4 separate regions of the Homo sapiens genome follow, and regions 1, 3 and 4 are each linked to region 2. A link is a loop called in an ENCODE intact Hi-C map of the cell type or tissue named here. Cell type or tissue: heart right ventricle. All regions are shown on one strand. Links, peaks and the distances in the headings refer to the core of each region. The heading gives the core; the rest is flanking DNA.

What was found. A loop is a pair of places that touch in the nucleus more often than their neighbours do. Peaks named below come from ENCODE experiments on the same cell type or tissue, not always from the same donor. Only the 100,000 strongest peaks of a DNase experiment are listed, where the experiment ranks them.
Region 1: it touches region 2 in a loop (3-fold over the local background); 15 of 110 quality-filtered maps call a loop at or near these places.
Region 3: it touches region 2 in a loop (9-fold over the local background); 72 of 110 quality-filtered maps call a loop at or near these places.
Region 4: a loop joins it to region 2, with 4 times the contacts of the local background. A loop is called at or near these places in 21 of 110 quality-filtered maps.

The regions. Positions count from the first base shown.
Region 1 is chr3:30,131,915-30,139,562 of GRCh38, forward strand. No RefSeq gene overlaps it. Among named protein-coding and RNA genes, the nearest start is that of RBMS3-AS1, 200 kb to the left of the region's middle. In heart right ventricle, for the core only: CTCF peaks have their summits at 3,443 and 3,646; no DNase peak of the experiment used is centred there.
Region 2 is chr3:30,195,668-30,203,315 of GRCh38, forward strand. No RefSeq gene overlaps it. Among named protein-coding and RNA genes, the nearest start is that of RBMS3-AS1, 270 kb to the left of the region's middle. In heart right ventricle, for the core only: CTCF peaks have their summits at 3,632 (motif pointing left) and 3,846; a DNase peak (open chromatin) is centred at 3,624; H3K27ac peaks cover 1,202 bases.
Region 3 is chr3:30,038,645-30,046,292 of GRCh38, forward strand. No RefSeq gene overlaps it. Among named protein-coding and RNA genes, the nearest start is that of RBMS3-AS1, 110 kb to the left of the region's middle. In heart right ventricle, for the core only: a CTCF peak has its summit at 3,815 (motif pointing right); a DNase peak (open chromatin) is centred at 3,807.
Region 4 is chr3:30,744,154-30,751,801 of GRCh38, forward strand. All of the region lies in intron 14 of GADL1 (glutamate decarboxylase like 1), which reads right to left. Among named protein-coding and RNA genes, the nearest start is that of TGFBR2, 140 kb to the left of the region's middle. In heart right ventricle, for the core only: a CTCF peak has its summit at 4,043; no DNase peak of the experiment used is centred there.

The DNA.
Region 1 (7,648 bases), core at 1,304-5,303, 64 kb before region 2:
TTTTCTCATTGTGAAATTAATATGGACTTATTACTGAAAATGGTTAACTGAGAAAAATATAAAGAAAAAAATGAAATCTCTAAGTATACTGAGAACACTTTGATATACCCATTTTTTTAGGTCAAACTTTAAAACAAACTGCGACATTAAGGGATCTTATATTTAGTTGTTATTCGTAAAGTCCTTTGCAATCTTGGAATCTCTATTAGCCAAAACAATTTGGCTACCCCTTTCCATTTAATCTACATTGTATTCAAAATTTCACTTAGAGCATATTTCAGTTTTCTGTTTACCAGAGTTACCAGATGTAATTCAGAGCAACAACAACCAAATAGCCATCATTTTTTCTACACTGAATTAAATCCATAACCTAAAATTTTATTTTCTTTAACTTTTCTTGGCAAGGTGATACTTTGCAAAGTGCTACCAAGTACAGAAAACTAATAAAAGATCTAAGTAGCAGTATATATTTTAATACATACATATAATGAATCGATATCAATTATATATATTAAAATACATATTATACACATATATATGTACATTGAAAAATTAATACAAGAAAGTCTGTTGCCTAAAGGAGAGATGGTTTGGGATTTTTAAAAACAAAATTATAAAAAGTCAAGTTCAAAACACTCATCATAACCAAATCCAATTTCCTAATCTTTAGATTGACATTCCCAAATTGCTGCAAAGATTTGTAAAAACAATGTTCCCATTTTGTCAATATAAACTGCAAGAAAAAGAATATATTAGAAGGCCCTAGAATGAGTTAATATCTCTGGATAACCAAGTCTCACACTGATTCTGTCACAATCAATGTGAAAAATTGGATCTATAATTAAGGTTTAGACAATGAAGCATTTATTAGTTGGCTACGCCACAGAGGTGAAGGATTGGGTAGGGGAAGGTAGGTTGAGGAAAAAAGACTCTAACTAATTCTAACTTTCTCAAACTAACTTTCTGTTCTTTTCCAGAAATTGAATTACTTGCTACTACCATCCCCAAATAATACTTGACTGTCCAAGGTAGGGGAGTATTATGAACTGAATTCTATCACCCAAGATTTACATGTTGAAGTCCTTACCTCCAGTACCTCAGAATGTGACTGTATTTGAAGAGAGGGCTTTAAAGAGATAATTAAGTTAAAATGAGGTCTTTAGAGTGAGCTCTAACCCAATCTAACTGATGTAAGTTAAAAAGAGATTGGACTTACTGTATTTATGTGATCCGTTCTGTGCTTTAGCATATGCCTTTGTTTGATGTGCCGATCTGTGGCACCCACAGTGAGAGTCACCACGTATGTGTGTAAACAGAGAAAAGGCCATGTGAGGACATAGCAAGAAAGCAGTTGTCTCAGTAAGTTGAGGTTGCTAACAGAATACCATAAACTTGGTGTTCCAAAAAATAGAAATTTATTTCTCACAGTTCTAGAAACCAGGAAGTCCAAGATCAAGGTGCTGTTAGATCTGGTGTCTGGTAAGAGTATTCTTCCTGGCTTGCAGATAGCTGCTTTCTCATTTTATCTTCATGTGGCTGAGAGAGAGAGAGTAATATCGCTCATGTCTTTTCGTATAAGGGTACTAATCCCATTCACGAGGGCTCCACCATCATGACCTAATTACCTTCCAAATCCACACCTCCAAATGTGACCACATTGAGAATTTTGGCTTCAACATATGAATTTTCGGGAAACACAAATACTCAGTCCACAGCAGAGGCCATCTGCAAGCCAAGAAGAGAAGCCTTAGAAGAAACCAAACATGCTGACACCATGATTTTGGATTTCCAGCCTCTGGAACTGTGAGAAAATAGGTTTCTGTTGTTTAAGCCACTCAGTCCATGGTATTTTGTTATGGCAGCCCTAGCAGACTAATAAAGGGAGAAAAAAGTTAAATTTGTTATTTATTTATTTATTTATTTTTGAGACAGAGTCTGTCTCCATTGATCAGACTGAAGTGCAGTCGTGTGATTTCTGCTCACTGCAACCTTCGCCTCCCAGGTTCAAGCAATTCTCCTGCCTCAGCTTCCCAAGTAGCTGGGATTACAGGCATGCACCACCATGTCCGGCGAATTTTTGTATTTTTAGTAGAGATGGGGTTTCACCATGTTGGCTAGGTTGGTCTTGAACTCCTGACCTCAGGTGATCCACCTGCCTTGGCCTCCCATGTTTGATACTCCTCTTTTTATAGAAAAGTGGTTCTCAAAAACAGGTAATTTTGCTTCCTCTAGGGGACGTTGGGCAATGTCTAGAGATGTTTTGATTGCCACATTTGGTAGGGGTGAGGTTCTGCTGGCATCTAATGCATAGAGGCCCAGAATGCTGCTAAACATCTTATGATACACAGGACAGTCTCCTCCTAAAAATTCCATCTCCCCCAAACTGCCTCACCCCTAGTCATAAGGAATCATTTAGTCCAAAATCTCAGTAGTGCTGAGGTTGAAAAATCCTGCTATTATGGCATGAAATTTTCCTGACAGTCTTCCTGATTTGGGTGTGAGGACCTTTACTTTTTTCTTGTTTGTTGAACCTACACAGTCGTTTCTGCACCAGTTAATTATCTTGTGCTAGATACTTTCAACAGTTAGCTAGTGGATGCTTTCACTAATGATTCCCATCAGGCTACTTGTTCCTACCTGTGATGAACTTACTGGAATGGGAACTTTTCACTTTACAATTAGCAGAATGGAAACATTTCTGCTACGTCTCTTTTCACAAAACACAGAAAGCAGAAATCTTGGAATGTATCTCCTTTTCAATATATAGGACAAATAAACTCATTCTTTTTGGCTACAATGCACTGTATACAAATTTATTATAACAATTAATCACTGAAGCAGCCCGGCATGGTGGTTCACACCTGTAATCACTGCACTTTGGGAGGCCAATGCAGGTGAATCACTTGAGGCCAAGAGTTTGAGACCAGGCTGGCCAACATAGCAAAACCCGATCTCTGCAAAAAATACAAAAATTAGCTGGGTGTAATGGTGCATGCTTGTAATCCCAGCTACTTGGGAAGCTGAGGCATGAGAATCACTTGAACCCGGGAGGTGGAGGTTGCAGTTAGCCGAGATCATGCCACTGCACTCCAGCCTGAGTGACGGAGTGAGACTCAGTCTCAAAAAAAAAAAAAAATTGAAGCAAATTTAAATAAGCTTTATTTAGTGAATAGGAATTTTAAAAGTGAGCCAGGACAGAACTTTGAGATAATGAGTGTGCAGTCACTTGAAGTTCAATTTTCATCATACGTATTATCTTGTGTTATTTTCCTTTTCTCTTCCTCCTTCCGTGTTATCTATATCTAGTCACCAAATTCTTCTTTGCAAGAAAGGTAAGGATATTAAAGCAAAAAAGGTAAGGATATTAAAACCTGAGAAGCTGAATTAATGTAAGTGTGATCTATCCCCACTAGGTGACGTTGGATCTCCGCACCAGGGGCTGTTAAGGCATCAGCAGATACAAATAAGCTCTTTCTCTAATTGTAGCTAGAGGACAGCCTAGAACCACCAAGTATTGGAACTGCCATGTCTCATCTGCTTCCAATATACCAAATTGCGTTGTAACTGAAGACAAACCAGTCATTTTGCTATCCTCTCTCTGAAATCCAGCAGAACATAGTATAAATGTTGGAACTTTTGAGGCTGGGGATGACCACAGAGTTGATTTAGTAGTGAAATGAAGGGTATCACCATTGCTTGCCCCAGGCTTCATTTTCCTTCCTAGAGCTATGACACTTGTTATAAGGAAGTGAGGATTATAATTACAAAAAAAAAAAAAAGCTGTTCAAAATGTAAAGTAGATAGAAGTATGTTAACTAATATCATTTATTATCTTCTTCTGGAAAGTAATTAGCATTTCAGAGAAAATAAGCAATTTTCTGATAGATTTAATAAGATTACAATTTCTCCTGGGGAGTTAATTACCCAATCATACTACAAACAGAAGTTAAATTTTTTTTAACTGGACATTTCTTTACTACCTCCTTTATTTTTTATAAAAAGGAGAAAATTTTGAGTTTATCTTCTTAGAATCTACTCCTTTGAAGCAAATTAGACATAAACTTTGATTCTTGCTTGTTATTAATTTGTCTTAGGATTTTTCATTTTAGTATTCTACCCCACCAGGAGGTAACCATTCTCTTACCATATACTGGAAAGAAGGTACCATGACCTATAACAACTTAGTAAGGTTCTCCTTGACAGGACTTCAAAAGGTACCCAGGGAGGTTTCTGCCAACAGCCATGATGAGACAACTGATACTGAACTGGTTTTCTCACCATAAATAACTAGAGAACTGGGGTGCAAAGGGGAAGACAACTATTTTCAGGTATTGGAAAACTGACAATACAGACTGTGATAAGGGAAAGAAATGATGTGAGACCTGTAGTTACCTTGACTCTGTGAGACAATTTCTGGACAATGGTGGAGGGAAAGGTACACAAAATTTAACATAAAAATCTCATGGAATTGAAGAGGAAGAAATCAATTAGGGAAAATTGAGGGAATTGAAATTTGTGAGACAGAGTGCAAAAGAGAGTGGGTTATACAGAAAGAGAGTTCCAGAGATTGGCATAGGGCTTTCTTTATCTGAATACATAGCTGTACTAGCATGAGGCAAGAATCTATAAGGCTGGACAAAGAAAAAGGAATATGAAAGCTGAGCAATCTTCAAAGCTCATTAGGGCTAAAATACATTTGAGCTCTGACAAGTCAGAGTAGAGACACTTCAATGAACGCCTGAGGCATTCAGTAGAAACCCCAGAAAGGTAGTAGATGAGCTAAAGTAGCCCTGAAGTAAAGTCTACTGAGACATAGGCTAATGAAGCTAAAAAAAAAAAGCTAGCTTGAAATGACTAAACTGATCTGCAAGAAATGTAACTGCATACCAAACAAAACTCAACATGCTTTAAATCAACACACACAAAAAATGGACATTTAACAATACAGCATTTAGTGTCTAACATCCAATAGAAAATTACTAGACATGGGAATAAACAGGAGAACGTGAACCATGACCAGGATCGCAGGGGCTGTACACCTTGTAATATTATTCATAATATCCTAATGAAATGTTACCTCTAAAGTCACAGGGGGTGTACACAGTATGATATGGTTCCCAATATGGTAGGGGGATGTTACTCCTAATATCACAGAGGGTATTCACACTGTGATAATATTCGTAATATCCTAAATGGATGTTACTGCTAACGTCACAACACGTGTGCATCCTCTGTATTTGTTCCTTATATCCTTGGGCGAGGTTACTCCTACTGTCACACGGGGTGTACTCCCTGTGATATTATTCATAATATCCTAGGTGGATGTTACTCCTCGTGTCACAGGGGCTGTGCATCTTGTGATATTATTCACAATATCCTAGAAAGATGTTACTCCTCAGGTCACAGGGGATGTACACCCTGTGATATTCTTTGTACTATCCTAGGGGACGTTACTCCAAATGTCACAGAAGGTGTACACTCTGTGATATTACTCGTAATGTGTCAGGGAAATGTTCTCCTAACGCCACAGGGCATGTGCACCATGTGTGCACAGCCCCTGTGATGTTGTTTGTAATATTCTGGAGGGATGTGAATCCTAATATTCCATATGGTGTTAGCCATGTGCGAACACCTTTGTGGTATTATTCCTAACATACTAGAAGGATGTAACACTTAACATCACACGGGGTATACGCCATGTGTGTACACATTCTGTGATATTATTCATAACATCGTAGGGAGATGCTACTCCTAATTTTACAAGGTGCATACATTATATGTGTACTCCCTCTCTGATGTTATTCATAATATTCTAGGGGAATGTTGCTGCTAATGTCACAGGGAGAGTATACCATGTGTATGCAACCCTGGTAATATTATTTCTAAAATCTTGGGGTGATGTTGCTCCTAATGTCACCTGGAGTGTCCACCATGTGTGTACACCTTCTGTGATATTATTCGTAAATCACAGAAAAAGATTACACCTAATGTAACAGGGTGCGCACACCGTGTGCGTCAACAGCCTTTGATATTATTCATAATACACTAGGGGGATGTGACTTTTAATGTCACAAAGGGTGTACAAAATGTCACAGGGTGGGTACGCCTTATGATATTATTCCCGATATCCAGAGGGATGTTACTCCTAAGGTCACAGGGGGTGTACACCCTTCGATACTATTTATAGTCTTATAGGGAGATATTACTGTAAATCTCACAGTGGGTGTACACTATGTACACTATGTGTACACTCACTGTGATTATTTGTAATATCTCAGAGATATTACAGAGTTATCACTCTCTGTGTTATATTAGAGAGTTATATCTCTCTAAGACAGTATAAATAATACCACAGTGGGTATACCTCATGTGTGTACAACCTGTGATATTATTTGTAATATTGATGGTAAACATTAAATCTATTATCACAGTGAGAGTACTCCCTTTGATATGTCTCATACTGTCATAGATATTGCTTCTAATATCACAGTGGGTGTACACCTTATATCCTAGGGAGATATCTCTCCAAATATCACAGTGTGTGTACACCTTGTGATATTATTCATAATGTCCTAGAAGGATGTTACTCCTAATATGGCAGAGGGTGTACACCCAGTGATATTCTTTGTAATATCCTAGGGAGATGTTACTCCTAATGTCACATGGGGTGTACACCCATGATATTATTCATAATATTCTAGGGGGATGTTACTTGAAAAGTCACAGGGGGCGTACACCGTGTGATGTTGTTCGTAACATCCTAAGAAGATGTTACCCTTAATGTCACATGGGGTGTGCACCCTGTGATATTACTCGGAATATCTTATGGGGATGCTACTCCTAATGTCACAGGCTGTGTACACCCTGTGATATTATTCGGAATATCCACAGAGGTGTTACCTTTAATGTCACAGATGGGGTCCACGCTTTGATATTTTTTGTCATACCTTAGGAAGATATTACTTCAAATATCACATTGGGTGTACACCCACTGTGATGTTATTCGCAATACCCTAGGGAGATATAACTTTTAATATCACAGTAGGTACACCTACTGTGATACTATACCTAATATCCTAAAAATTAATAAGACTCCTAATATCACAGTTGGTGTACACACTGTGATATTATTCGTAATATTCCAGCGGGATGTTACTCCTCAGGTCACAGGGGGTTAATACCCTGGGACAGTATTCCTCATAATGCAGGGTGGTGATACTCCTAAAGTCACATGGTGTGTGCCCCCTGTGATATTATTCATCCTATTCTAGGTGGATATTACTCCTAATGTCACAGAAATGTACACCCTGTGATATTATTCATAGTATACCAGAGGGATATTAGTACTAAAGTCACAATGCCTGTACACCTTGTTTTTACTATACCCTTTCTATGTTTAGATACACACCTACCTTTGTGTTACAACTGTCTACAGTATTCAGTACAGTAACATGATGTACAAATTTGTAGACTACAAGCAATAAGCTATACCATAGACTCTAGGGGTGTAGTAGGCTATGCAATCTCAGTTTGTGTAAGTGCATTCTATGATGTTTACAGAAGAACAGAACTGCTTAGTGATGCATTTCTCTGAATGTATCCCCATATTTAAGCAAGATATGACTGTACAGTTGGTGCTTGAACAACT
Region 2 (7,648 bases), core at 1,386-5,385:
ATGGCCATGTCTACACTATATATCTGAATTAAAATTCCCTGGATAGCCATAAGCACCAGACGGGCAGAAAGGAAGAGTCTGCATTTGGTTTTCAGGACCTATTAAAATATATTTTCCTTTCTCACTAGAAATCATGACCCATTAATATTCCAAGCTCTGAACATTTATGCTGGTAATACTTCTTCCATTGCCAGGGAGCAGAAAAGAAGTGAACAGTGGAGCCAGAGAAGGGGTTGAAATCTTTCTCCCTACTAGAGTTTCAGACATTTGCTTTAGAAAGGCAGAAGGAGATCTGTGAGGAAGAGAGTATTGAGAAGCATGCTTCTGATATTACCACACATACATCATTTTTCCCTGTAGTCTCTTTAGCTGGTCAACTCTAGGCTACTGATTTCATTATACCAGCTGGCCAACCAGTTAAAGCCTGGGTGGAGGGACGTTACTAGTGACAGAATTTAATCTCCATAGGAGCAGACTATATTTGTAGTTTTTAATGTATGACATAGTGCTTGATAAGTATTTGTTGAGCTGAATGCATGACTGCTAGTTTGCATGTATTGCCCATTCTTTGAGAACTGCTGAATCAGGGATCACATATACCTGCCCTCATTTGCAGGTACATATGATCTGGGTTATTTTCTTGCCTGGTGGAAAGTGTGGCAGACTTTCTAGCAATTCTCTGTCTCTCACGCCCTTTCACTCAGATGCCATGAAAGCTAAAATCTCACCTTCCCAGGCTACCTTGCCATATGGGGTAGCCATGAGGCTCACTTATGGCCAATGAGGAGTAAGCAGAGGTCGGCTCTCATGTCTCTGAAAAGTTTTTGCTCTATTAATAAAAAAGAAAGACAAAAATGATGCTACCTTGCTCTCTTCTTTCTGCCTCAAAATGGAAATTTGTCTAATATTTGTGCAGCCATCTAATGCCCAAATCTGAAAGTGAGATTGAGAGTCATAAAAGTCAGCACTGACACCTTCCAGCTGAACAATACCGGCAGTTCCCTATATCTAACATTGTTGCCACATGAGAAAAATAAACCCTTACTAATTTAAGCTAATAGAAGTTTTTCGTGTAGCCATTAACATTCTTGACTGTTGCAGAACTTATCTGGGAAGAAAACAGAAAGAAATCGTAAAACTCAATCACCCAAATGGATCACATCTGAGTTGAAATATGATCATCATTTTCCTTTTTGCGATATAAACATATTCAATCTGCATCTGTGTGATACTTTCCCCAGGTGCACAAGAGGGAAGATGCAAATTGTGGCTTCTCTGGTTTTTTACTTTTGAATTCAGGAACAAACATAGAAAAATCATTCTCCATAGAGAAGAAAAAAACTGGGATTTAAATTTCAAGTGTCTGACTTTATTCTGTACCCAGGGCCCTGATCCTTGAAGCTGCACTTCCCACTCAGGTTTCACAGGCCTAGATGTCTGAATTTTGAAAAGGTGCTTTGTATTGCAACAATGTGACTGCACACTGCATTTCTTTTATGTATTTATTTTTTCATTAAGAACATTATGTATTTCTTCATTAAGAACACAACAGATATACCAAAAAAGAAATACGTTGGCTGGGCGTGGTGGCTCACGCCTGTAATCCCAGCACTTTGGGAGGCCAAGGTGGGTGGATCACGAGGTCAGGAGATCGAGACCAGCTTGGCCAACATGGTAAAACCCCGTGTCTACTAAAAATACAAAAATTAGCCAAGCATGGTGGCACATGTCTGTAGTCCCAGCTACTCAGGAAGCTGAGGAAGGAGAATCGCTTGAACCCGGGTGGCGGAGGTTGCAGTGAGCTGAAATCACACCACTGTACTCTAGCCTGGACGACAGAGGGAGACTCTGTCTCAAAAACAAACAAACAAACCAAAAAAGAAAAAAAAAATAAATAAGTTAATGAAATAATACATCTTAAGGAGCTATGGTTTATACTAAGACAGCTGGATTTAGCATTTTTAAAATACCATATTATTCTAGATTATTGTGCTTCCAGGCAATGGCTATACATTTCAGTCAGCTCACTAGCAAAAAACCTAGGGAGTTAGACAAATTCGAAATTGGATTCTGGTTCCACCATTTATAGTGATATGAGTCACTTGCAGCTAGTATACTGGTTAGTTCTTAAGACTGTGACTTCAGACAAATAATTAGACCTATCTTAATCTCAGTTTTCACAGCTGCAAAGGAATTACTAAAACCAGTCACTAAAGTTGTGGTAAAAAGTAAAGAAATATACTTGATATATACTATTAGCTATCATTATTATTAATTAGAACTTGACAGACAAATATCCACTCTTTCTGCATTATGGTTTGTTGGAACGTCCACAGGTTCACTCTTTCTGGGATGAGACAGGGGAAGGATAATGACAAACCAAACCAATACTCCAGATCTTCAGTCTACGCTTCTCCACATTCCCAGGCAGCTGCTTAAACCATTTCAAACAACAGCAATTTAGAAAACAGGTTAATCTGAGTGATGATGACCTTTATTAAGCTATCTCCAGGATCCCAGAGGTTGGCAAGGCTGAAAGTCAGAGGTGAGAGGGAGGTCAGAATCAGTCCCTTTTGGAAGTCAAAGCTGCAGATCAGTTGGAGCAAGTGGGAGTTTCCCTGAAGAGGCCCTATACTTGATGACAGAAAGAGGAAAAGCAGATGTTTCCTCACCATCCACCTTCACTGCTAGCTTCTCTGCTCCTCTGTAGATTAAAGGCTTAAACAGCTGCACTCTTTGTCAGTTTATTGATCTTGAATGAAGGAATTCTAGGCAAGTTCTTTATTTGGTACAACTTGTCCAGGAGGTATAGATTGTGTCATAAAAGTGTGCCTGCAGATTGTTTTGCTGAATCATAAGCCAAGCTGATTTTCTGGAACTGACAATCATAGAGTAACAGTTTCCAACGTTTGTAACCTATCCTAGTGAATGTGAAAGGCAAATCAGGCAAATCCCAAAGATAGATTTACTTATTTATTTACAGATTGGAGAAATTGAGATGGGGATTTGCCTGAGTCCGGGAACTTACCTTCAATGAGCTCAGGTTCTCCCAAGACAAGGTGGGCTTAGAAGAGATCTCAATTATCATTTGAGATATGCTATTAAATAGCCATGGTTTCTTAGGGATCATACAACATTTGTGGATCTTCTGCTAGTCCATCTATAACACGAGCTTGTGTGTTTTCAGTTATGACCAAGGATACTACCAGATCTAATGCAACAAATCTTTGATTAAAAATGGAAGCATTGCAAATTTGGCTGATGAATGATGATATGTAAATAGATACAACACCTTTCCTTGTCTTCATCATTACAAGAATAGCATCATACTATATGTTTCTGGACTGGAATATGCCTTTTGGTGTACCTAAAATTGCCCCTTTCAAGATACACAAGCAACTATAAGTGTCAAGTTTTTCGGGTGATAAATTTCTACCACTGTCAGATTCATTTGCAAGCAGATAATAGATTATTAATCATTGGGGCTTATACTTAGTACAGGGTAGGTTATTTCACTAGACCCTGTTATTTTGGGTTGAAGAAATACAGAGATGTATGTATTCTACTACTATAAAAAAACACAGATGTCAAAGGACTGTAAACTGGCACAGGCCTGCAGCGCCACCTGTTGGCTATTGTGTTAATATAAGCTTTCAGAAAAGAAAGCTTATCTCCAAAGTTAAAAAGAGGCAGGGTATGCGCAGGCCAAGTTTGAGTTAAACTCACTTTTATTTGAAAAGAAAAAAAAAAATGCGTCCCTAGAAAATGGGTGGGGCTGCTTAATTCTGGATTCATTTATTTTTAAATGAAGCACTAGTGGAAAATGGAAAGATGGGATAATAAAATTTCAAAACTGGAGAAGTTTTTAAGTAATGATATAACCTCCTCACTGTGCAGGTGAAAAAAACAGAATGGAATGTATCCCACAACAAGACGCTGTGTATCCCAGAGCTACAGAGCTTGGTAGTGAGGCTGCCGGAATTACAAGTAACTTCAGATTTACTTCACAGTTCCGTCTGGGTAGCTTTCTTTAAAAAGGTGCATTTTAAGAGATCTTCATGTTCTTTAATTTTACCAGAATTATAATGAGTATCGGGGCAGTTCTTGCAATATCCTTATTTAAATTTACAGAATTGTGGAAGTAATAATTAGTTTTTAACCCTCCATTCTATCTGCCTGTTAAAAACTTTCAACAACTGTTAACATGCTTATGGAATCTAAACTTGCCAAAAATAATTTCTTTTTTTTTTCTCCTTCCCCATGTTTCTCTGCAATTCATTCCCTTCCTCCCACTAGGAGAGAAGGATTTTTTTTGTGGTATGCGGATGAGGGGCTGTGATTCCATTGAGACATATGTGGCTCCAGTTCCTAGGTTGTGGTTCCCTGAAAACGCAAATTGCTCACTTGAGACAACCAAGAGCCAACAACAACAACAACAACAAAACTTCCAACTTGCTCTCCTATCCTAATCACATCTCCAGGCCTATCTGAAAGGGATGGAAACTCAATTGAGAAATGGGTCATAGCACACGCAAGATCTGACACAGGGTAAAAAGTTAGCAAATGCCACCCTCAGTAAAAAAAGAAGACCAAAGGAGTCCAGTAGGGCTCAGAAGCACCATCTTGGACAGAAGTCAGAAACATCTACCAGGAACAACATTTAGAATTTGTAAGTTTTTCAAAATTAAAGACACCTTTATTTTTGTTTATTTATGTATTTATTTTAAGTTCTGGGATACAAGTGCAGAATGTACAGGTTTGTTACATAGGTATACATGTGCCATGGTGATTTGCTGCACCCATCAACCCGTCATCTAGGTTTTAAGACTGCATGCATTAGGTATTTGTCCTAATGGTCTCCCTCCCTTTGTCCCCCACCCCCCGGCAGGCCCCAGTGTGTGATGTTCCCCTCCCTGTGTCCATGTGATCTCACTGTTCAACTCCCACTTATGAGTGAGAACCTGCAGTGTTTGGTTTTCTGTTCTTGTGTTAGTTTGCTGAGGATGATGGTTTCTGGCATCATCCATGTCCCTGCAAAGGACATGAACTCATCCTTTTTTATGGCTGCATAGTATTCCATGGTGTATATATGCCACGTTTTCTTTATCCAGTCTATCACTGATGGACATTTGGGTTGGTTCCAAGTCTTTGCTATTGTAAATAGTGCTGCAATAAACATACGTGTGCATGTGTCTTTATAGTAGAATGATTTATGATACTTTGGGTACATACCCAGTAATAGGATTGCTGGGTCAAATGGTATTTCTGGTTCTGGATCCTTGAGGAATCACCACACTGTCCTCCGCAATGGTTGAACTAATTCACACTCCCACCAACAGTTTAACAGCATTCCTATTTCTCTACAGCCTCACCAGCACCTGTTGTTTCCTGACTTTTTAATCGCCATTCTAACTGGCGTGAGATGGTATCTCATTGTGGTTTTGATTTGCATTTCTCTAATGACCAGTGATGATGAGCTTTTTTTCATATGTCTGTTGGCCGCATGAATGTCTCCTTCTGAGAAGTGTCTGTTCATATCCTTTGCCCACTTTTTGATGGGGTTGTTTTTTTTTTTGTAAATATGTTTAAGTTCCTTGTAGATATAGCCAAGAAAATCCTAAGCAAAAAGAACAAAGCTGGAGGCATCACTCTACTTGACTTCAAACTATACTACAAGGCTACAGTAACCAAAACAGCATGAAACTCATACCAAAACAGATATATAGACCAATATAACAGAACAGAGACCTCAGAAATAACACCACACATCTACAACCATCTAATCTTTGAAAAATGTGACAAAAACAAGCAATGAGGAAAGGATTTTCTATTTAATAAATGGTGCCAGGAAAAATGGCTAGCCATATACAGAAAACAGAAACTGGACCCCTTCCTTACACCTTATACAAAAATTAACTCAAGATGGATTAAAGACTTAAATGTAAAACCCAAAACCATAAAAACCCTAGAAGAAAACGTAGGCAATACCATTCAGGACATAGGCATGGGCAAGGACTTCATGTCTAAAACACCAAAAGCAATGGCAACAAAAGCCACAATTGACAAATGGGATCTAATTAAACTGAAGAGCTTCTGCACAGCAAAAGATACCATCATCAGAGTGAACAGGCAACCTACAGAATGGGAGAAAATTTTAGCAATCTACCCATTTGACAAAGGTCCAAGTTTTTATATTTATTTTTTAAATGAATGACTAATAGCACATTAATTCTTAGGGAGAAATAACACTGGTACTCATGTCCTGTAAGCAGTAAGGAGAATGAAAACATTGGAGCCAGTTCTTTTTTATAGTCAGTTTTAAGGGAAGAGGGTAATGAGTATTGGAGACTTTAGAGAGGAAAGGAAAGCAGGGTGCATCAAATTGAATTAACTGAATGCTACCTTCATGCCTTCAAAGTGATCTTAGAGACTTCATATTGGAAAGGTGTATGGGCCTACAACTTAATTTTCCATTCAGTCCATTGCCCAAACTAGAAGATAAAGGATTGTCCATAGTCCTTCTCCGTTAACCCCTATCAATTGTAGCAATTCCAAAATATCTCTTAATCTAAACTTCCCTTTTCATTCTCATGATCACACTTTAACACAAGTGACCTATTACGCTGCAACCGCCTCCTAACTAACCTCTTGCCCTGGAAGTCTATTTTCTTTCCACATGGCTACCTTCATCTTTCTTAAATGCAAATTGGATCATGTTATTTCCCTGCTTAAGACCACCAAGCAGGAACAGAATCCAAGCTTCTTAGTATGATGTATAAAACTTTTCAGTGTGGCTTAAATGGGAAAGTATTTTCCTGTTCAGCCTCATTTCCTGGACCAACACTCCAGTCCCTCACAATTCAGGGTCTCTGCTCCACACTCTTCTGACTTCTGCATCTCTGTCTGTATTTACAGTCATTTCCTCTGGTCTGTTGTGCCCTTCACAACCATCACTAGGCAAATTCCTATTCATCCTTCAAGGTCCATTTCCATTATCACTGCCCCTAAGGAGCCTCCTCTAAAGTTCTCAGCCAGGGAGCTTCTCTGTTGTGTATACTTGCACTCTGCTTTTTTATTACATCATTACAGCGTGAAGCTCATTGTATTGTATAGCTCCACTAGCATATTAGTCTTCCTTACATAGATGATGAGTTTCTTAATGTATAGATCCTGATAGATCTTTTTAGCAGTTCAAATTGTTATCATACACTGTTCTACAATATTTACTGAAGATAAAGCATGAATCCTTCACTATGCTAAATACGAGAAATACAAAGATAAGCCATGAATGATGCCCACAGTAATGTTACTCAAAGCCTACCTTTTCTGCATTCTAAGTATTCAAAACAGTTGGCACTATGGTTTTAATATTTGTCTCCTCCAAAAGTGATGTTGAACTTTCACCCCCAATGTGGCAATATTGAGAGGGAGCCTTTGAAAGGGTGTCGAGTCATGAGGGGTCTGCCCTCATGAATGGATTAATCTATTCACATATTAATGGGTTATCATGGGCATGGGACTGGTGGCTTTATAAGAAGAAGTGTGACCTGAGCTAGCACAGTAAACTGCCTCACCATGTGATGCCCTGCACTGCCTCAGGACTCTACAGAGAGTCCCTGCCAGCAAGAAGTCTCTCAACAGATGCAGC
Region 3 (7,648 bases), core at 2,207-6,206, 160 kb before region 2:
TCTGATTCTGGGACCTTGAGGAATTGCCACGCCGTCTTTGACAATAGTTGAATTAATTTACATTCCCACAAACAGTGTAAAAGCATTCCTATTTCTCCACAGCCTTGCGCCAGCATCTGATGTTTCTTGACTTTTTAATAATTGCCATTCTGACTGGTGTGAGAATTGTAATGTTGATTTACATTTCTCTAATGATCAGTGATGTTGAGCTTTTTATCATGTTTGTTGGTCACATGTATGTTTTCTTTTTAGAAGTATCTGTTCATGTACTTTGCCCACTTTTTTTTTTTTTTTCTTGTACATTTGTTTAAGTTCCTTATAGATGCTGGATATTAGACTTTTGTCAGATGAATAGACTGCAAAAATTTTCTCCGATTCTGTAGGTTGTCTGTTTGTTAATAGTTTCTTTTGCTGTGCAGAAGCTCCTTAGTTTAATTACATCACAGCCAGGCACGGTGGCTCACACCTGTAATCCTAGCACTTTGGGAGGCCGAGGCAGGCAGATCACCCAAAGTCAGAAGTTTGAGACCAGCCTTGCCAACATGGTGAAATCCCATCTCTACTAATAACACAAAAGTGAGCCAGGCTTGATGGTGGGCACCTGTAATCCCAGCTACTTGGGAGGCTGAGGCAGAAGAATTGCTTGAACCTGGGAGGCAGAGGTTGCAGTGAGCCAAGATCACACCACTGCACTCCAGCCTGGGTGACACAGCAAGACTCTATCTCAAAACAACAACAAAAAATTAGTTTAATTAAATTTTATTTGTCAATTTTTGCTTTTGTTGCAATTTGCATCTTTTTTGCAATTGCATGTCTTCATCATGAAATCTTTGCCCATGCCTATGTCTTTGTCATGAAATTTTGCCCGTGCCTATGTCCTCAGTGTTATTACCTAGATTTTCTTCTAGGGTTTTTATAGTTTTAGGTTTCACATTTAAGTCTAATCCACCTTGAGTTAATCTTTGTATGAGGTGTAAGGAAACGGTCCAGTTCCAGTTTTCTGCATATGGCTAGCCAGTTCTCCCAGCATCATTTATCAAATAAGGAATCCCTTCCCCATCGCTTGTTTTTGTCAGATTTCTCAAAGATCAGATGGTTGTAGATGTGCAGTCTTATAAATGAGTTCTCCATTCTGTTCCATTGGTCTATGTGTCTGTTTTTGTACCAGTACCATGCTATTTTGGTTACTGTAGCCTTGTAGTATATTTTGAAGTTGAGTAATGTGATACCTCCAGCTTTGTTCTTTTTGCTTAGGATTGTCGAGGCTACACGGGCTCTTTTTTGGTTCCATATGAATTTTAAAATAGCTTTTTTCCATAATACCTATGTCAATGGTAGTTTAATGGGAATACCAATGAATCTATAAATTACTTCGGGGAGTTTGGCCATTTTGACAATATTGATTCTTCCTATTTACGAACATGAAATGTTTTTCCATTTGTTTCCTCTCTGATTTCCTTGAGCAATGCCTTGAGTAGTTCTCCTTGAAGAGGCTCTTCACTTCCCTTGTTAGCTGTGTTCCCAGATTGGCACCACATGGCACTTACTCGAAAATTGATCACATACCTAGAAGTAAAACACAGCAAATGCAAAAGAACTGAAATCACAAGGAACCATCTCTCAGACTACAGCATAATCAAATTAGAACTTAAGATTAAGAAACTCACTCAAAACCACACAACTATGTGGAAATTCAGCAACTTGTTCCTGAAAGAGTCCTGGGTAAATAATGAAATTAAGGCAGAAATCAAGAAGTTCCTTGAAACTAATGAGAACAAAGAGACAACATACCAGAATCTTTCGTATGCCGCTGAAGCAGTGTTAAGCGGGAAATTTATAACATTAAATGCCCACATCAAAAAGCTAGAAAGATCTCAAATCGACACTCTAACATCACAACTGAAAGAACTAGAGAACCAAGAGCAAACAAACCCCAAATCTAGCAGAAGACAAGAAATAACCAAGATCAGAGCAGAACTGAAAGAGATATAGACATGAAAAAGACTTCAAAAAATCAACAAATCCAGGAGCTTGTTTTCTGGAAAAAATAAATAAATAAAATAGACTGCTAGCTGGACTAACAAAGAAGACAAGAGAGAAGAATCAAATAGGCAAAATAAAAAATGATAAAGGTGATTTCACCACTGACCCTCAGAAATACAAACAACCATTGGAGAATACTCTAAACACCTTTATGCAAATAAACTTGAAAATCTAGAAAAAATGGATAAATTTCTGGATACGTACACCCTCCCAAGACTGAAGCAGAAAGAAGTTCAATCCCTGAATACCAAGAGCGAGTTCTGAAATTGAGGCAGTAATATATAGCCTACCAACCAAAAAAAGCCCAGAAAAAGACAGATTTACAGCTGAATTCCACCAGAGGTAGAAAGAGGAGCAGGTACCATTTCCTCTGAAATTATTCTAAACAATTGAAAAGAAAGGACTCCTCCCTAACTCATTTTATGATGCCAGCATCATCCTGATACCAAAACCTGGCAGAGATACAACAACAATAAAAGAAAACTTCAGGCCAATATTCCTAATGAACATCAATGTAAAAATCTTCAATAAAATACAGGCAAATGGAATCCAGCAGCACATCAAAAAGCTCATCCACCATGATCAAGTTAGTTTTATCCCCGGATGCAAGGCTGGTTCAACATATGAAAATCAATAAATGTAATTTATCGTAAACAGAACTAAAAACAAAAACCACGATCATCTTGATGGACACAGAAAAGGCCTTCGATAAAATTCAACATCCCTTCATATTAAAAACTCTCAATAAACTAGGTTTTGAAGGAACATACCTCAAAATAATAAGAGCCATATAGGACAAACCCACAGTCAATATCATACTGAATTGGCAAAAGCTAGAAACATTCCCTTTGAAAATCAGCACAAGACAAGATTGCCCTCTCTCACCACTCCTATTCAACATAGTATTCGAAGTTCTGGCCAGGGCAATCAGGCAAGAGAAAGAAATAGAAGTTACTCAAATAGGAAGAGAGGAAGTCAAATTGTCTGTTTACAGATGACATAATCCTCTATCTAGAAAACCCCATTGTCTCAGTCCAAAAGCTTCTTAAGTTGATAAGCAACTTCAGCGTAGTCTCAGGATACAAAATCAACGTGCAAAAATCACAAGCATTCCTATATACCAACAACTGACAAGCAGAGAGCCAAATCATGAATGAACTCCCATTAACAGTATTATTTATGAATAGGGCCCAAACCTACAATGGTTGTGAAAATGGGCAAACATGCTGCAAATCAAGCTTGCATTCACAATAGGTCTCATTTTTGGTGGTGGTGTTATTTTACTTGTTTGTTTGTACAACATCATTTCCAATGATTCCATTTAAGTAGGCATTTCTCTTACTGGTAGTAAATTTTAGATTATGTGGTTAAAAACACCAAACAAGTCATAAGACTAAGTTATCAAAGACAAAGTTTAGAAATGTTACTACTTCTAAAACTATGGAATTGGGAATTACCAGAATTCTTTTTAATAATTTTTTTTAAAGCACACCTCAAAAATGTATCTATAGAAGCCTCAAATTCTGAACAAATCAACATAGGATGAATATTCAAAAGTAGGGGACTTTCTATTCATTGAAAAATCAAAACAAAACACACACACGCACACACACCCCCCAAAACAGCTGGCATTACACTTCATGGAAGTCTTTCAAATCCTAGGACACATCTGTCTAAAATGAATCTAGATTTCTTTGAACATTGACACTTGGTTTTAAGGATTAAGAGACACGATAGTGATTCTGTTCCACCAGAGGGCACCACAGACTACAATCCAGCAAGCGTGCTTGTGGGTCTGGGTACATAAACTCAATAATTTAAAGCAGCTACTTCTAGGCTTTGCATTTTTCTAACATAGAGAGATTTTTAACTTCAACAATGAGTATTATTGATTTTTCAATAAGGTAGGATTTATTTTAAACACATTAATTTCACTATACACTTCTGAAATTTTTACCCCCACATGGAAAACAAACAAAAATAAAATGGAAACAGTAGCTTAATCTTACATGTATATGTGTACTTCCATGAGGTTATTTATTTCCAAGTCCGGTAATGGAAAGCTGTTTTAGATACAGTAACTCTATGACAAAGTCCACCTAAAATTTTGCCTCTTGGGATTCATCTGGGAAAAGTATTTGGAATTTGTGGGTTCTGTAGAACAGGTTCTAATATCCAAGGAAACTACAAGAAGCAAGGCTTTCCCCTCCAGATGTTTCTTAGCACTAGAAATAAAATGTGTCCTTCCATTTCCAACTCAGTAGGGCTTTGAGAAACTCCTGCCGCCTTCAGCACAGAGGATGCCCCAGCCCATCGCCTATTGAAAATCCAGGCTTTGCCTCAAATCTCTGACAATCAAATGCTTTCAAGCTATTCTTTAGTTTGCTTCAAATGCTGGGCCTATAAAGACAGATTTACTTATATTCCCTTTGTACTCTGAGGAGCAAATTTTATCAGCTGAAAGCTCGCTTGCAGTCTCCTTTGAGTGTTCAGTAAGCCAAACTGCTTGTGAAGTATAACCCCCATGACTGCTTTCCACAGACTGATTAGGACTGAAATAGTGAATTTGAAAATGCAGCACCAGTTGAAATTCATGGGCTGACAGAGGATCACAGCTGATCATAATTTCTCATGTGAAAATGTGATTTCCCTCCCCCTGTTTCCTCTTGGTAAGCTGCTGAAAAGTATTAAGTGAGTTTCCTAGCCTGTGGTCAGGGATGTCTGCACTTGTGCTGCTGGGGAGACACAATTAGGAGGAACAAAGGTATCAGAACTCCAGGCTCTGACTTTTTAGGCTTACCAAGAGATAGCTTTCAGGCCTATGAACTGATGAATCCTATACCAAGGGGTGCAGGAGGAGGGAAGCAAATACTCTTAAACAGCTTAAGCCTCTCCCCTAGTTTAATATATTTTCCACAATCACTTTGGATAACAACATGATCTTGTATCTAATGCTATCTCACAGACAACACAGCTTTGAGGCTGAGTGGTCATCGAAATCCTGAAAGCGCCCTCCCACCTTCCCGGAGACTCTGGATAGTTACCCTAATTGTTTCTATTTTTATATAGCAATTAACAAATTACTAAAATTTGTTAAGAGAGTAAGTCCGAATGTTAAATGTTGCTACCAAAAAAACTGAAACAAAGGAATATAAGAAAAATAAATATTTTATAATTTTAAAAAATTATTAAACCATTTAAATATATAACTAAATGGATATTCCACAGAGCATTTAATTACTTTGTTAGCAAACATAATTTTTCTTCTGGCTCCCCTCCCCTTTCCCACAATATCATGTTTTTCTTATTCTAATCCTGCCCAATGCTACACTATTTTACATTTTCTACAAAATCTAAATCCTCCCCTTACAAAATTTAATTTTATGAGAATTCCTGCCTGCTACATGTTTGAGCGATTTAATGGGGAACATGGCCTCTCACACTGGGGCCCCAGATTAACGTAAATAGTAAATAGAATTGGCAAGTTGTAATTGATAATTCAAAACTCTTGGTATGGGCATTCAGTCTGAGTAAAGCAGTATATTCTTTTGCACTGGAATTACAGAAAACCAGTGTGCTTACATTGATCAGAATCTATTTGGTAATTAAGTGTTTCTGACTCATATAAATAGGAAACGAAATGGTTACTAAGAAAATATATGGAGTTCTCCATCACCCATTCATCCCTACTCTTCTAATTGCTCTCTGGCCCTCCTTCCCTTCAAAGTATTTAAGGATTTGAAAGAGATGTTTGTTATTCATTCATACTTCTCATTTCCCACTTTCTCCACAACCCCCAGAGATTGATTCCTGCTTCCAAACCTACTTAATCCTTGTATGTGAAAGCTACCAATGACTTTCTAGTTGCCAAGATCAACATAGAAAAGTTTTCCTGTCCAAATTCGATTTGCCTTTCTCTAACATCTGGCATCATAGAGTTTCTTCCTTCACTGATTCTCTCATCTGATTTAACTTTCTGTCTCTGGTTGTTTCCTCTCTGCCTCTTCCTTCCTCCTTTGCATATGTTTACACATTCTCTTGGGTTCCATGCCAATTCTTTCTTAGTCTATGCGCCCCCTAAATCACCTAATCCTGACTTCAACTACCATTTAAGTAATGACATTATTGAACGTTTTCTCTCGTTCAGATTTCTAATTCAGCTGGACATTTCTGTCTCCTGAATTTCCCCACCAGGAGGTCTGGAGTGGAGAAAATGCTATGTGTCCACCTAAACCTTTGCTTCATATTTGTGTTTTACTAGACATTTGCCAACCTTCCTTGCAGTTATGCAGGCTGTATGATAGACATAGGGCTAATGGGATGTGGTTAGAATCAACACAGATCACTTCTGTGTATCATCCGTATCATGGTCTGTGCGATCACCCGAGCTCTTTCTCTTCCCCGACAGCATTAAAAGATGATAGTTTCACAGGTTCACCAGCCAGAAACATTTGCACCAGATTTTGCTGGAAAGAAGAGTCAAGTTTTGTTAGGCCACTGAGAATTGCAGTTGTTAGTTACAGCAGTTAGACCACTCCAACTATTGCAGCATAATAAAGGATTTAGTATCTCTAAAATGGAACTCAATTTGCTCTACAAGACAAATTTCCTATCTCAGTGAATGGGAACACCAGTTTGCCCAAACCAGAGAATTTAAAGGCTCTCAAAATTTATGCTTCAAACTTTTCCCACATTAAGTTAAGTTTCTTACCAAAACATGTTAATTTGAACTTTTTAGCATGGACACTCTCTAGTTCAGGCCTTCATGGTTTCCTAATTGTTCTTTGCTTTTGGCCTCCCCTCCCATCATTTGAAGTCCATTTCCTACACCCTTTGAAGGATAATCTTGTTCTTTTTAATTATTTCCTTTCACTTTAAAAATTAATAGCACCAATATTGTGCTAAGAAATAAATATATGCGTATTTTAGAAATATTGGAGAACTCAGAAAAGTATTAACTAGAAAATAAAAGTCAATTACAACCTTGAGACCCCATGTAAACACTATTAAACATTTGGTTCATGGGTTCCTATGTTATTTTTATGTTTGTGTTTGTAATCTATTTATATGCCTATAGATAGATATACCTAAAATTCTAAATTTCATAGATAGGTATAGCTAAAATTGTAAATTTAATGTTTATATCAAAGTAATACATGTATAACTTTTAAAAGTTGATTATTAATACAGCATTTGTACTGAAAACCAACCGTTCCCTGTCTCATTCCTGCCTATTTTTATTCTACTCCTTAGAGGCAAATGCTTTCAAGTATTTTAGTAACTTATTATTGATGTGTTTTTCTCCATATTTTTAAGTAGCATGCAATTCACTTTTTTAAAAATTGTATCTATTATCTACTGACTTCCTGCTATATAAAATGAGAATTTAGTTTTATTACATCCTATTTCCCCACACAAACCTACTTGACAATAAAATTATGTCACTCTTTTTGGTTAAATGCATGATATTTACATTTTATTATGCTATAATTACTTAAAACTGAGGTTCTTAAGTACACTGATTATGTTCTTGCTCAAGTTTTTCTTTTTCCTGGCATTTACTTCGTTTACTATATATCTATCATGAATTTATATCTTAAAAAAA
Region 4 (7,648 bases), core at 2,178-6,177, 550 kb after region 2:
TGGTTAGATCTAGGTGAGTTCTACTTTAGAGGAAATCCTGGTAACTGTTGTTTGTTTGTAAGTTATAGCTGTAATTAATTTTCCCTGTATTCAAAGCCCCCAAACCCTGCATTCAGATACTATGCATTTAGACTTCCTTAGGCAAAGTCAAGGCAACAAGCTGATGATTCTAAGCTATTATTCAAGGAGTATCTACCATCATAAAGGTGGTTTAGTCATATAGATAATATCAATCAATAATACAGGAGATGGCAAAAATTTTTTGTGAAGAGCCAGATAGTAGCTGAGTATGATGACCCCTAATCTCAGCACTTTGGGAGGCTGATGGGAGAGGGTCATTTAAGACCAGGAGTTCAAGACCAGCCTGGGCAACATTAAAAAACTCCATTTCTACCAAAAACTTTAAAAAAATTAGCCGGGTATGGTGGCTCATGCCTGTAGTCCCAACTACTTGGGAGACCGAGGCGGGAGGATTGCTTGAGCCCAGGAGTTTGAGGCTGCAATGAGCCATGATCACACCACCGCACTCCAGCCTGGGCAATAGAGTGGCACACTGTCTCCAAAAAGAAAAGAAAAAGCTACATAGTAAATATTTTAGACTTTGCAGGCCATACAGTTTCTGTGGCAACCACTCAGGTTGTAAGTGAAAGCAGCCATAAATAATAGAAAACAAATGAGAGTGGCCATGTTCCAATACAACTTTATTTACAAAAAAATGACAATGGGATGTGTTTTGCCTGTAGGCTGACCCTTGTTGTAGAATAAGAAACACGAACAGCGGCGAACGAAATCTAAATAACAAGCCTAATGTAGCATGTTCTACAACTATGTTTATATGGTTTTAAAATTAAAAGCTATCCAGGAGCCATTGAAGAACATGGTTAAGTTCTTGGTTTTCCTATATGTAAAATAGAGACAGTAGAAGTTATTTCATAAGATTTTTGTAGGAATTAAGATGAAATATAAAGTGTGCATGAGTGAGCAAGTGCTTAATGAATTCCAGCTTCTTTAATCTTTCTGTGTGCTACTATTCAGGACTCAAAGTAGATTATTAGTGAAGGCCTATTTAATTCATGCCAAGTTAATGAATGAGGTCAAACAGTAATAAGGTGAAGCACAGAATCCTTTAAGTCGACATTTGCCGAGCAATTCAAACTTACGGTAATGAAGAATAAATATTAATATATGTCATGATTTACATGTCTATCAATTAGATCCCTAATTATATTGATTTGACATGGAAATGCTTTATTTTTATTGCGGGGGTACATTTGGAATGATAGAAAATAATTATCTGTGTTCCACACCCAAATCATGAAATTCTTTCCTGCATGGACAAGGGATAGAAAATAAAACCCTATTGCTATCTGCTATATTAAGAAGCTGCTCAATTAAACAGAAGTCAATTTTGTTATTCATTAAACTCAGATTGAGACATCAAATTTTCTTTCAGAAAGCAGTGGATCTCAATATGTTGCTCTGTGTTCTGTTAAATACCTTCCATCATGAATAATTAGTGTCAAATGTGCTCAGAAGCTCATGGCCAATATTCATCATCTTTGGTGCATGGGCCATAGTGACAATTGTTGAGATACCTGAACTTTTTCTTTTTGTAAATCTAAATGCCACCAGAGAAAAATATATTTGTTTTTCCAATACATTCTCTGCCTGATTTAACGTTTAAAATTTATCTTCCTAGGCCTCTACTTGGAGTTCATCCTGTTCCAAAATATTAAAATTCTCTTCCCTTATTCTTTCCATTTCTTCTTCTTCTTCTCCTTCCCCTTCCCCCTCCCCTTTCCCCCACCCCTCCTGCTCCTCCTCCTCCTCCTTCTTCTTCTTCTTTTTTCCTTTTATTGCACTCCAGCTCTGTTGCCCAGGCTGGAGTGCCATGGTGGGGTCTTGGCTCACCGCAGCCTTCGCTTCCTGGGTTCAAGCAATTCTCCTGTCTCAGCCTCCCGAGTAGCTGGGATTGCAGGTGTGTGCCACCATGCCTGGCTAATTTTTGTAGTTTTAGTAGAGACAGGGTTTCACCATGTTCACCAGGCTGGTTCGAGACCTCAAGTGGCCTCAAGAGGTCTGGCAGGCCACAGCCTCCCAAAGTGCTGAAATTATAGGCATGAGCCACTGCACCCAGCCTCCATTTCTTCTCCATTGTTAAAATTACACACTTTAAGGTACCACTCACTGCAGACCTACTGAGCCTCCAGTCTCTAAGAAGTTGTTTCTAGAAATACAATTTTTACCAAATTTTCCCATGATTTTAATGTGAAACCAAGTATAAGACCCTCCTTATTAAAGGAACATGAAGAACATGAGAGATGCTAATAGTCATCACCATCAATATTTTCACAGGGGCATAAAAAACAGCACTAGGGCTGTGATAAGGGTAATAAGGTGACAGGTGCACCAGGTGAGACAGGTGATGGGGTGATAAGGTGACAGGTGGGCCAACAATTGTTAGGAGGAGTTTTCTTCTCTTTTTACTTTGTACCTTTCCTTTAGCTAAGAACAGTGTCTAATCCTGGGCCATCAGATTTCTTACACACAGAAATGCCAACACATAAAAGTGACATATAAGTTGGAGATGCAAGAAAACAATGGACATTAAGATAATTGACAATAAAAATTTCCATTAAAATAATTGAAAATAGTGAACCAGATCTATCATATCTACAAAATTATTGTCTATAAATTCAATGTTGTATTTTGGTGTTCCTGATGGCCAGCAATGCAGGGGAGTGAAAATGAGATATGAGAGTTTAAGCATTAAAGGGCAGAAGGATACTGAGAAATCCCTCAGTGAAACAACGCAATTTAGGCCAGGAATTTTCCACTCTTTATCCTCACAGGCCCTTTTTGGTACCTTGTGTAATTATAGCAGACATATAGGGATGTCTCTGCAACATGGTGCCTGTCAGGTTCCTGCGTTTTTCTTTTTGCCTCTCAGATGATTTTTACTATCACAGGCCTGGGGAAAGTGATTTGCACATGAAGCATTTTAGCAGACCAATCAATTAGAATCAGCCTTTTTCTGTTTATGTCAACAGCCAAATGATCGTGAGAATACCCAGGCCATTTGTTACCTCCCAGGGATTTAGCATCCAGCACCTTGGGTTGTCTGAAGTTCTTTCCAGGGAGCTGCCTCCAGACCTTAGACACACCACGAGAAAATGTCTCCTTGGCTACTGACAATAATGAATCAACTGCATAAATATATCTGTCAAAATGATGGTGCATTTGTCTATCTGAATACTAGAGAAGGAAGGGTAGGAGAGAGTGAAAGAAAGGTGGAATTGAGTAGAGTCTGACACCTCACAAACTTAGCAATTTTGGTAAAGGATAAATTCACATCTACCCATACATTTCTTTGGACATCTGTGCAGAATCCTCAAATCCAATTTCTTTGGAAAAGACAGTCTCCAATATATTTTCTGAATCAAATGGATTTTTAGTTTGTTTGTTTGTTTGTTTGCTTTTAAAGTTAATTTATAATTTCCTTTGAAATGAAGACTGTAGACATGGCCATATCTAAGAGAATATGAATGAAAGATTTAAATAGGGGCATTCATGGTCAATCCACTTCCTTTGTTTATCCTATCCTGTAAATATTTTCAGTCTACTACCCATCTGTCACTCCATTCTCCTGATTCCAGCTCTTATCAGGATTGTGGCCTGTGGTTTAACTGACTGCCTTTGCCAGAGAGTTAAAACGAGTCTGTTCCTGATTCACAGCACCAGCTAGATCACTAGGGCCACTAATGATGAGTTTAGCAAAACTCCCTGCCAATAACATGAAACCATTCAATGGCTGAAAAATGCTTCCTGTCTGAATTAACCCCCCAAATATTTACAAGTACAGCCTACAAAAAAATTCAACAGCATGCAAACTTAATTACTCAACAGTGATGAAAAGTCCACTTATTCTTGAAGCCAGAGAAGGGAAGTTAGGTGAGTTAGAAAGGGATGACTTGGTGTTTTCTCACCTTCCTCCTGGACCAAATCAATGGCATAGACACTATGGATTGATTTGGAACACCATCTAGTGAAGGATATGAGGAAGCGCATGGACGTAGAAAATCCCACATCAACTCCTGGTTCGATTCATTTAACATTTCCTTTAGACTATTTTAAATGGTTCTGAAATGAATAAGGATGTAATTTTTTTAAGTTATGAAAAAAACAAAACAGAATGACCAGTGTGTACTCCAGCACTGACCAGATTCAGCTAATGAGTCCACTTGCCTCTTTTTCTCTTAGCACTTCCCCACTGACTACAGTAAGGATGTAAGAAACACCCCCATAGAGTTGATACAATCAAGTTTCCTTCTGCCGGAATGTCAGCATCTGGAATGGCACCAAAGGATTTGAGAAGAATGATGCCAGGACACCAGATTTTCAAACAAGCATCTATCAGCCATGGTATTTTTCAGTTAAACAATATATGTGTAAGAGGCTTTAGCTATCAAAAAATTTAAACATTTTCTGGAACTCAATAGCTTTTATCGTCAGAAAATCGGTACCAACAGCACCTATTTCACAGTGTGCTGCACACAAAAAACATTCAATAAATATAATATTGTTCAATAACTAGAGGTGGCAGCTAGAATTTTTAACCTGGGAAGAAAGCTGAATATAATTCAACCGTTACATTTTGAATTCTTCTATATAAAACTGTGTCCTCAATTTATTTATTTATTTATTGAACTTCTCAACTCCACATTTCAATGTCTTACCCCTTGGGATGTTGATCCATGTGCTGTTAGCACTGAATAAATATTATATGACTGCCTCTAAACTTCCCACAGAGGGAAAAAAAGACAAAGCAAAACAACAACACAATCCCTCACATTCAATGTTGTGGTTCTTTTACTATAATTATCAATTCCCGAATCAATCTTGCCTTCATGTACCCTAGTCTGACTTTCAGGAAACCTCACTGCACTGTTCCTGATTGGAATCTTGCTTTGTGTTTTCTAGCGGTTGCTCTGAAGTCACATGGTCAGCCTGCCATTTGGGGTATCATAGTTTCTGTGAGTAATTGATTCTATCCAGTCTTAAATGGAAATAAATGCTGTGTTTGTATTGCTCAGCATGTTAAATTTTCCTTTTAGGTGAAGCAGAAAAGGTTACATAAGGTCTGAAAGCCTCAATCATAGGCCACTAGGAACACAGTGACCTCCCATTACACTCTTGGTCTTCTCTCTAAAATCAGAAGAAAAGAAGACTGGCCAGAATGCTGGAGTGTCTCTCACTTTCTCTTTTCAACTCTTCTATTGTTTGAACAATGACTAATTAGCTGTCACTATCTTTAATCCAGCAATGTACTGACTAACTCATGCCTATTTTTAGCAACAGGTGAATCTTAGGACATTTCTTCAAGAAGCCAGCACTTTAGACTAATGGGACCTACTTTGATCTTAGAGAACAGAACAGTTTTCAAACATTCCAACTGTGCTTCCCTGATTTTGTGTGTCTGTGTTTGTGGTCCTTGAAATAATAGAGAAGGAAGGTTTTTACCTAGCAACACATTTTCAATCTGCTAGGCAACACCTGAGAAGCACCTGAAGGCAGGCAGAAGTCCTCTACTGAGTGGTTTCATTCGCCCCAGCTGAACAGCTGACACGAGCTCCCGAGGCACTCTACTGAGGATAATTAGACTTATACTCAGGGACCGGCAATAAAACATGAAAACAACTATGATATAAAATGAAATGGGCTATCTGTCATAACTGAAGAATAAACTGTGATGGAGATTTAAATCAGGGTATTCTACAGCCAATGATGAGGGCCAATGGAAAAGAGTGCTTTGGGCAGGAGGTTTTGTACTTTAGACAAAGGTCAGATTTTGCTGTCATTCAATCAGCTGTGTGTTGTGTAGGCAACTTATTATCATTCAGGTTACAGTACAAGAATTTACAAGTGACTCCTCCTCCTCTTTCTCCTTCTTCATCAAAGTAAATTAGAAAATACTGCAGATTATCCCCATATAATATTCCTCTCACTCTTGCTCTGAAATATTTTAATGAATGGGACAGAAGGCGCTAAAATTACAATCAGAAGAGCACATAACTGGAGATGCTGGTTTCTTACAAAAGTACTTATTTCTTTATGTTGTTGTTCTGGTGTGATTATTGATAGTATCCTTTTCAGTTTCAAAAATGTCCTGAGTTGGGCAATTCATCCTCTGGTCACCAGACACGCACCAACAGTCTATCTCATGAAAGCTGTAACAGCACACGGAGTGGCACAAGTGGGTATGATGCATCGTCCACATCCACTGACATCACCGATACTGTCGGCCTCCCTCTGCTTAGGCTTCCAAAACACCAGGTCTACCGAGATGCCCAAACAACATTGCAAAGGCAAGGTTATGAGAAATGCCACACTAGCTGTGGAAAGAGTACCAGTTGATGTTTCCAGTGTAATGAAATGATGCAAACGCCCACTGTATAAAAATTTCCGTCTATCCCTTCTCTCCTCTTGCAGCCACTTTTTTTTTTTAACACAATTGCTACAGCTAATTGTCAATATTAACAACACACGCACACACAATATAAAATATACATATACGTATATGTAATTTGTCCTGCGGCTTCATATGGATTTCAATTCATATCTTCTTCAAACTAACTTATTTTCAGCTTGACTAAAAAGTTGCTAATTCATTCGCCTTAGCTCATTTTTTTATTTTCAATGAACATTAGTCTCTGGTGGATCCTATAATAAAGCATTATACATTTTAAATATTTTTGAAAGACAGAGGACATTATCTGAAACACAAAGTCAACCTTTGTAATAAATATAAAAGAAGCGTGCTTTGAGAGAAAGAAGTAAAGAACTATTGAGACAGGAGAATAGGAATTAGGGTAACCGGGGTTAAGGCATAAACAAAAGAACAACAGGTGCAGCCAATTCGCATAAGCAAAAGAACAGCAGGTGCAGCCAGTTCTAGGCAAGATTGGGCAGCTTACGGGCCATATCCTCGCTCCTGTGATAACAAGACAGGAGTTTCCAGTTCAGCCTCTGATTGAGGGCCAAGCCTCACTTCAGCCTCTGATTGGTCACAGGCCAATCCTTCAAAGGGCATAACCAATTGGAGGCCTCTAAAGGGCACGTGGGGGGTGTTGCCAATTCTTTTGGCTTTATAAAGCCCTGGGACCATTGTGGTAAGGAGACTCTTGAGCCGCTTGCTGGTGTTTGTTTCTATTCTGTGAGTTGTCTTCGCTCAGTCTGTGCTTTTTCTTTCCTTACTCCGTTCTTCTGTTGCTTTGTCTTTCATTGCTTCTTTTATTCCTTCGTGTCTTCTGTTCAACATTCCGAGAACCTGGGTAACTAGAACCTGGGCAACTAGATCTTGTAATGCTATTTGCCTATGAAAATAGGCAAGCTGGAAATATCTAGTAGACTAGAAAAAAGGCTTTCTAGAACTTGAGTGGAGGTATCTATAGAAGATAGGCTAATGTGAAAACTGAAAGACTGAAACAGTTTGAGGAATTATCTCCCTATAAGCCCACCCCTTCATCTAGTCTTAACTACAATCGTGTCTCATAGACACGGAGATCTATGCACTGAGAAACTGAACTAGATTTCTGCTGCGCTGGTGCCCCCCGATGGTCTCGCCATTTCATGGCTCATAGTTTTTAGA